3 separate regions of the Homo sapiens genome follow, and all the other regions are linked to region 1. Evidence: chromatin loops called from intact Hi-C (ENCODE). Cell type or tissue: PC-3. All regions are shown on one strand. Region 1 overlaps LINC02547 (long intergenic non-protein coding RNA 2547). Region 2 has its middle 87 kb from the start of LINC02752. Region 3 overlaps MICAL2 (microtubule associated monooxygenase, calponin and LIM domain containing 2).

Region 1 (2,500 bases):
TTCCCCCCTGACATAGCATAAACTTAACTCTAGACGATTGTGTAGGATTGCTGCTGGAGTCCTGGATGCTAGTCTTTTATTTTATTTTTTAGTGACACTCACTCACTTTGTGTCCTAAAGCAAGCCCAGTTCCGTCTCTGTGCCTTGGTCTCGCCTCAGACAAATGGGGTATCCATTTGCCCTGCCAAACTCTAAGGGGTATTGTGAGGGCCAGACAGGGCAACAGATGCTGAAAGCATTTGAAATGAACAGAGCTGTGTAGAAGTGTCAGGCAGTACTCTTCCTGTGCCCCGGGTCACCGTAACTTGAAGAGCATCTGGACATATGTCAGAGAAAATAAAAACTGTTTTTGTTTCTCAGTGAAAATACCTGCCTTTTGAGACTTTCATTTAAAATGAAAACATTCCAAAGTAGTATGTGATCTTGAACAAGTCATTTTCCTCTCTGAGTCTCAGTTTATTCTCCTATAAAATAAGCCAGTGAGACTAGATGGATACATTTCAAATTCTGCTCTAGAAAATTCTTCACTGGGAAGAGATTCTTTTATCCCCACATCTGCAACCAGAACCACCATATATTTTTCAAATTTTACCCTCATTTTACTTATTTGGCTTCTATGTGAGGTCTTTTTGGTTTTCTTTTTCTTTTAAAGTGAAAGTAAGTTTATTAACAAAGTAAGAAAATAAAAGAATGGCTACTCCATAGTCAGGGCAGTGGCTTCTGTTTTGTTTTGTTGTTTTTCCTAAATAAAAATCCTAAGGCTAAAACAAAAAAAGAAAACCAGAACACGGCTAGATCACCTGTAGGGCCATTCTTCCCGGCCTTCGTGTCTGCACACGGAAGACCCACGTGCTTTCTGCTTAACGTGTGTGCATTCCTCTTGTATGTGTCAGGCGTGCACGAGGCCTCTCAGGACAGAATTCCTTTGCAGGGGGATTGACAATGAGTCATAACCTGCTTGACTTTTAAGTGTGCACTCAGAGATGACCATTTTTTATAGCAGAATTCCCGAGTCTAAACAACCTTTGGCAGCTGAAGACTGAGAATGAAATTCACCAACCAGTCCAGGGAAAACCTCTTCCAAAAGCTGTAATATTTTTGTTGGATGCAGGTGTGACCCGTGGTCTTGCCGTGGGGGAAGGGAATGGCTGTGGGAACAGTGCCACCTTGTGGCCATTTTTATGAGCAGACACTACCCAGTGCTGAGCTGAGGGCTGGTTCCTGGATGGTTACACTCCTGAAGAGGGACTTTCATTTTGGGATTGGGAAGGGGCCCAGAGATACACTGAGACCAGAGCCAGTCCCCACCTGGCAGCAAGCTCAGCTGCCTGAGTCAGAAGCCCTTCTCCAAAGTTACCACACTCCTGAGGCCCAGGAAGGCTGCCAGGCTGGGCGTGTGGTTATTGGGAGGGTCATGTGGCTGTCACTAGCAGGAACGTGTCTGGATATGGGAGTGGGAGGCAGAGTCTGAGAGGAGACAGAACAAATTTCACAATGGCCATGGCTGAGCCCCAGTTGGGAAGACGGTGACCCAGGAAGTATGCAAAGTGGTGGCAGGAGGGTGGTGTCCTCTTGTCTAGAAACCCAGGAGGCCTACAAAGCAGAGAGGACTCTACCTGTCCCCTCACCCCTGACCGTAGCCTGGGGCCTAAATGAGCCCTCCTACTCTCCGCCTTGCTGCCACGCCACCATCCCTGGCACAGGGTTCCTGGGAGGACAAAACGAGATGGATGAGGCTTAACACAGCATCTGGTGCGTGGGAAGCCCTCAGACATCCCTGTGCCTGTCCCCTCCCTCTCCTACTCTGTGCACTAGACATTGGAGTGACAACAATGAACCCAGCACAGCTGCTGTCAGAACTCACAGGCTGGCTGGGCGTGATGGTGCACACCTGTAATCCCAGGACTTTGGGAGGCTGAGATGGGAGGATCGCTTCGGTCTGGGAGTTGGAGACTAGCTTAGGTAACATATGGAGATTCCGTTGTTACAAAAGATAAAAAACAATCAGCCAGGTGTGGTGGCACGCTCCTATAGGTTCAGCTACTCAGGAAGCTAAGGTAGTGATCACTTGAGCCCAGGAAGATGAGGCTGCAGTGAGCTGTGATCACACAACTGCACTCCAACCTGGGTGACGGAGTGAGACCCTGTCTCAAAAAAATAAAAAATAAGAAGGACAGGTGTGGTGGCTCATGCCTGTAATCCCAGCACTTTGGGAGGCTGAAGTGGGAAGATTATTTGGAGTCAGGAGTCCAAGACTAGCCTAGGCAACTTAACAAGACCCTGTCTCCACAAAAAAATATAAAAATTAGCCAGGCATGGTGGTGTGCCCTGTAGTCCCAGCTACTCAGGAGGCTGAGGTGGAGGATTGCTGGAGCCCAGGAGTTCAAGACTGCAGTGAGCCATGATTATGCCACTGCACTCCAGCCTAGGGGACAGAGTGAGACCCTGTCTCAAAAAAAAAAAAAAAAAAAAAGGTAAAAAGAAACACCATAAAAATAAA
Region 2 (2,500 bases), 1.0 Mb before region 1:
ATTTGGCCATTCTGGGAAGTCTTAGAATGGCAGCAGAGAGGCTCCTCAGCCCTTGTTGAGAGATGCTAATGAAGAATTTGTGTCTCACCAATGGCTACTGCATGAGAAAGCTAGAAGGAACCTCAGGCCATCGTTTCTTACTAATGGTCAAAAACATATGCCTCAAGCATGATTCATAAAGATATCATTTTAGTCTTTGCCTCCTTATTTCTGAGTCAGTACACAAATAGCTTGTTTTCTGAAGCTTCAGGGAAGCCCAGATTGACACATTAGCCAGGGAGTAATGTGCCTTCTTTCTGGGCTGGCTGTCCATAATGCATTCAAATCCAGAAAAAAAGTAGGAATTTGTTCAAAATTTATCAATTGGGCCATTTTCTCAATGACAAACAGATGGCTCCTTTGAGTTATTCAGAGGGAGAAGATTTTTTTTTCCTTTTGTTCATCTCAGTTTTTATGGTTTAAAAGAATTAGTGTTTAATCCCAATTCTAAAATTGTTAATTAGTTTGTATTTGCTTCACTAAATCTGTTAAATAGATTTTTATCACTTTAGCTATATCTCTCTGGCAGCATCTGGTGTCAACTTTGCAGAAATAATGTTGGTTTTACAGCCAAAAATCAGAGGTTAAACCTCCAGGACTACAGATGTGACAGCATTAAAGGGAAATTCATCACCCCCAAAGCTTTCATTCCCATATAGTTTAGAATCAGCCCAAACATGAACCAATGTTCTTTTTTCCCTTTCATTCTCCAGGAGCACTGTGGCTCAGTTCCTTTTTGATTTATGAGTGTGGTTGTTGCTGATGAGATCTCCCAGGGAGACCTCAATCTGCCCCAGCTAGAGGCTTGGAAAACAGTGGAGGATCTTCTTGCTCAACCCCCTTTCTGTTGCTTTCAGGGGATTCCATCCAGGGCTAGGGCTATCCATCAATTCATTTGACAATGGGCATGTATGAGGTGAGGGCTGTGCGGGTACAAGCTCTGTAGTGTCACCTGCCGGCAGGGGGCACAATAGGGCAGAGCAGCAAAACGAAGGCAGTGTATGTTACAAACGAGCTACTCTGAACTCAAATCAGTGCACCTGGGGGAATAATTAAATGAAAGACAGCAAATCATCATAAAGGCTGGGGAATTTGAGTAACAGGGAAAACCTGTTGGGCAGCAATCAATTTAGGTCTCTGTGGTAGGCTGAATAGTAGCCCCTAAAAATATCTACTTCTGAATCCCCAGAACCTGTGAATGTTACTTTATAATATGGCAAAGGGTATTTTGCAGCTGTGATTAAGCAGCTTGCAACGGGGAGATTATTCTGGGTTCTTTGAGTGGACCCTAAAGGTAATCATGAGTGTCCTGATAGGAGAGAGGCAGAGGGAGATTCCACAGAAGAGGAGAAGGTGATATGATGGTGGAAGCAGAGATTGAATTGATGAACTTTGAAGATGGAGGAGGAGGCCACAAGCCAAGGAAGACAGACAGGCACCAGCCGCTGAAAGAAACAAGGAAACAGATTCTCCTTTCAAAGCCTCTGGAAGGAATTAGCACTGTCAACACCCCAACTTTAGCCCAGTGAAATTGGTTTTTGGGCTATGTACTACCAGAACTGTGAGAGAATAAATTTGTGTTGTTTTAAGTCACCATAATAATGGTAGTTTGTTGCAGTAGGAATGAATACAGTATCTTTTCCTTGCTTAATGCCAAAGAGTTCCACTGCAGCTGCCAGAGGTATTTTACAGGGCCAAGAGGAGATAGCAGGGATCAGCATAGTGCATTGACTTCTTCAAGAAGAGCTCCTTCTTCTGAAGTCCATCTGTAATACAGGTGTGGGCAGCTGCAGCCTGAAGCAGAAATGGGACTAGCAACTGGGAAGCCCTGTGTGATTGGCGAAGAACGTTTCTGAGTGTCATGGACCCTAGGCAATAGCAGACAGTGTGAGAATTCTCTGCAATTAACATATTTGCATAAATATTAGGAAGAGGCCTGATTAGCACAGTGAGCGTGACTCAGAGGAAAGTGGAGGGCAGAGGTGATCAGGGAAGAGGCTCTGAAGAGGGGTGAGGACAGAGATGCCACCCTAGGCACATCCAATGCTCTGATGGAGAGGGACTGGTTGTGAACAGCTAAGTTGCTATGGCCTTGCCCTTCAGATGTAGCTGTGGACAGTGGGAGGGGAATCTGTGGGCAGACCTCTGGAGCTACCATCCCCATTTCACTCAAATGACTCCAATTTTATTTGTTGGACACATTGGGCTTCCAGGTGGAATTTCACTTAAGAAAAAATTTTACTGGTGGAAAAAGATTTTGGGGGGTAAATTTTAATTTTGATACAATTTTACATGTACAGAAAATTGCAATAGTACAAAGAATTCCCATTTACCCTTCCCTCAGATTCACCAAGTTTGCATTTTGGCCTATTTGCATTATCATTTGTTCTAAGTATTAATGTTTTTTTTCCTGAACCATTTGAGAGTAAGTAGGCATTATATTCCTTTACCTCCAAATATA
Region 3 (2,500 bases), 120 kb after region 1:
GCCTAGGGTCACAAAACTAGCAAGTGTTGAGAGCAGATTCACATTCAGGTTACCCTGACTCTAAATATTCTGATGTTAATCCCACGAGGAAAGCTACCCGCCATGGGTGTTAGAGTCATTTTTAAGGTCTGTGACCTAACTTGGAAAGCCAGTTGTAAAGGGTGAGATGGGTGTTTAGGTCCAGGGTGGCAAGTCTGAGCCTGGTACAGGCTGCTGGGCTACATATCCAAGCTGCGCTTATCTTCTCCTGTCAAACCATCTCCCTCCACCTCCCCTTATCTCACTCTAGATAAGGGCTGGTTCCTGGAGCTCCCACGCCTATCCAGCCCTCAGCACCACCTTTAGCTCTTTTTCCACTGGAGCCCGAAGACGAAGTTGTTCATTCTTCTTCTAGGGGAGGAGGGGTGGCCATTGATTGGGGTGCGGAGGAGACAGCTTCTTCCAGTTTGTAAATTATTGTCTGGCTTGATGCCTCTAAACTGTTCATAATTTTAGACAAGGAGGAGCTGGCAACTTGGAGAACTGATTTACAAGACTATTTTCTAAACTGGTACATTTCCCCAGGTACAAATCTGCCTCCTGTGGTAGATGCAGTGTGCGTTACCACATCTACTGAGTGCCTGCCAGGACCTGGCTCTGCCGTCATCCACGTTTCTTGCCCTTCACAGCTACCCTGCAAGGATGAGATTATAATTTGTCTGTTACAGTAAGGGAACTGAGAATCAGAAGTGGCTTGTGTGAGGCAATAGCTCTGAAGCCTTACAGTTTTCTCTGTACTGCTTGCCTGTCCTCAGAAAAGACTGTAGTGTAGCAGGCAAGTTCAAATAGCCTTGTGTTTTTCGGCCAGCCACTGCAGCCTTTGTTCAATGCTGGGCACAGAAGTGGTTCCAAAGATAGATAAAGACTGAGAATGTTAATACGATCTGCAAAGCAAATGAGTCCTTCCTTCTGTTTATGCTCTCTGGGTGGCAACATTGCACATGGGGAAAGTGGAGACATAGTAGGAGGCAGTGTTTATGTGAGTCATGCCCAAGTAAGCACAGTGGACGCTCACAGAGCCCAGAGAGGATCTGTGAAGGAATCCACGCTTGTCGCACCAGGCAGGGCACAGAGCCCCCTTCCCCAGTCTACTGAAGTTGCTGAGTGTCATAGACCGGGGTCACTGGGTAAGGCCTCATGGAGGACCCAGCCTGGGTAGGGCAGGGAAGCTGGCCAGGCCTGAGCAGGGAATGAGTGCTAGTCTCCCTTCAAGCCAAGCATAGTGCCAGGCACCTCGGAAGCTCTCCGGGAAAGAGGGAAGGTCGGGTAGGGCCCTACAAAGTTGCAGGGATCCTGTCACCCCCAAGTCTGGGCATCCAGTGTCTGAGACCTCGCCAGCCCCAGCAGGCTCCTCCTGGCAGGTGGTGCCCAGTGGGCTCCTATGCTCCTTTGCATGTGCTGTTCTTCCCCCTTCTCTTCCGGCTCCTCTCATTGCTGCCTGGACAGCCCCTTAGCTGCCTCCTTGCCTCCAGCCTCCTCCTCCAGTCCACTGCTGCCCTATCATCTTCCCAAAGACTTGTCTCTTCCTGCTCCTCTGTCTTCTGCTCCTCACCACCCACTGGAGAGGCCAGTCCCCCTCCTTGGCCTGGAGGGGACACCTGCCACCACGTGCGCTGGACATCCCCACCGCACCTCCTCACGAATCCTGAACCTTGAACTTGCTGTCATTCCACCACTGTCCCGCTCTTTCCACACTCACATCCCTGTGTGGGTATTTCCATGGCCTGGAATGTCCACTGCCCAGTCTTCTAGTAAAATAAATCTCATTCCTAAAATTGAAGCTTTCTTGAGATTTCTCTCTTGTGGCCCCTCTGGACTCCTCGAGGCTCTGTTGGACACCGCCTGCTCTGGGCTTCCATGCCCTTGGTTCATATTCCACAAGCACTTGCCTGTGGTCTTGTAATCCATCTGCCCCTGTGGGCGGGGCCTGAGCCTACGTATTCCCGGCCCCTTGAGTGGTGCCCGACTCTTGCTAATGCACCAGTAATTGTTGCTGAGTGAATAAGTAAGAGATTAAGGAGGAAGATAAACACCATTCTCTGCTTTTAGTATTATAAAACCGTCCCACAATTCCAACTTGTCCACGATGAACACTGCCCCTCTGGGGAGCACAGAGCTGCCGTGAGGCCTGCGCTCTGTGTGCTGCTGACCTCCTCTTACCAGGCCTCATCGGTGGAGCTCGGTCTGCTGTGCCCTCTTGCTCAGAGACCCCTCCAGCCCTCCTGACAGCTGGGTCAGCCCCAGCTCCTCCACATTTGTTTTCTTGTGCCAGCTTTGGATTCTGGAAAAACAGCTAGTGCTTTGGAAAATCAGCTCTACTTTATTTTTGTTCCTTTGAAACTTAAATGACTTTCCTAAGAAATGTCTGAGGTTAGAATGGTGCAGAAAGGACCATGGCCAAAGCCCAGGCAAGCTATTTTTGGGATGTGAATGAGCACCCATCGCATTTTTCCCTTCCATG

Evidence for each region. Hi-C counts contacts between places; a loop is a spot of excess contacts. Peaks named below come from ENCODE experiments on the same cell type or tissue, not always from the same donor. Only the 100,000 strongest peaks of a DNase experiment are listed, where the experiment ranks them.
Region 2: a loop joins it to region 1, with 5 times the contacts of the local background. A loop is called at or near these places in 14 of 110 quality-filtered maps.
Region 3: a loop joins it to region 1, with 5 times the contacts of the local background. A loop is called at or near these places in 4 of 110 quality-filtered maps.

The regions. Positions count from the first base shown.
Region 1 is chr11:12,043,258-12,045,757 of GRCh38, forward strand. The region is part of intron 1 of LINC02547 (long intergenic non-protein coding RNA 2547); the gene reads left to right. Among named protein-coding and RNA genes, the nearest start is that of LINC02547, 14 kb to the left of the region's middle. In PC-3, a CTCF peak has its summit at 1,167 (motif pointing left); a DNase peak (open chromatin) is centred at 974; H3K4me3 peaks cover 716 bases; H3K27ac peaks cover 2,278 bases.
Region 2 is chr11:11,027,275-11,029,774 of GRCh38, forward strand. No RefSeq gene overlaps it. Among named protein-coding and RNA genes, the nearest start is that of LINC02752, 87 kb to the right of the region's middle. In PC-3, a CTCF peak has its summit at 995 (motif pointing right); DNase peaks (open chromatin) are centred at 157 and 1,007; H3K27ac peaks cover 78 bases.
Region 3 is chr11:12,158,828-12,161,327 of GRCh38, forward strand. All of the region lies in intron 2 of MICAL2 (microtubule associated monooxygenase, calponin and LIM domain containing 2), which reads left to right. Among named protein-coding and RNA genes, the nearest start is that of MIR6124, 3.6 kb to the right of the region's middle. In PC-3, a CTCF peak has its summit at 950; a DNase peak (open chromatin) is centred at 1,004; H3K27ac peaks cover 1,284 bases.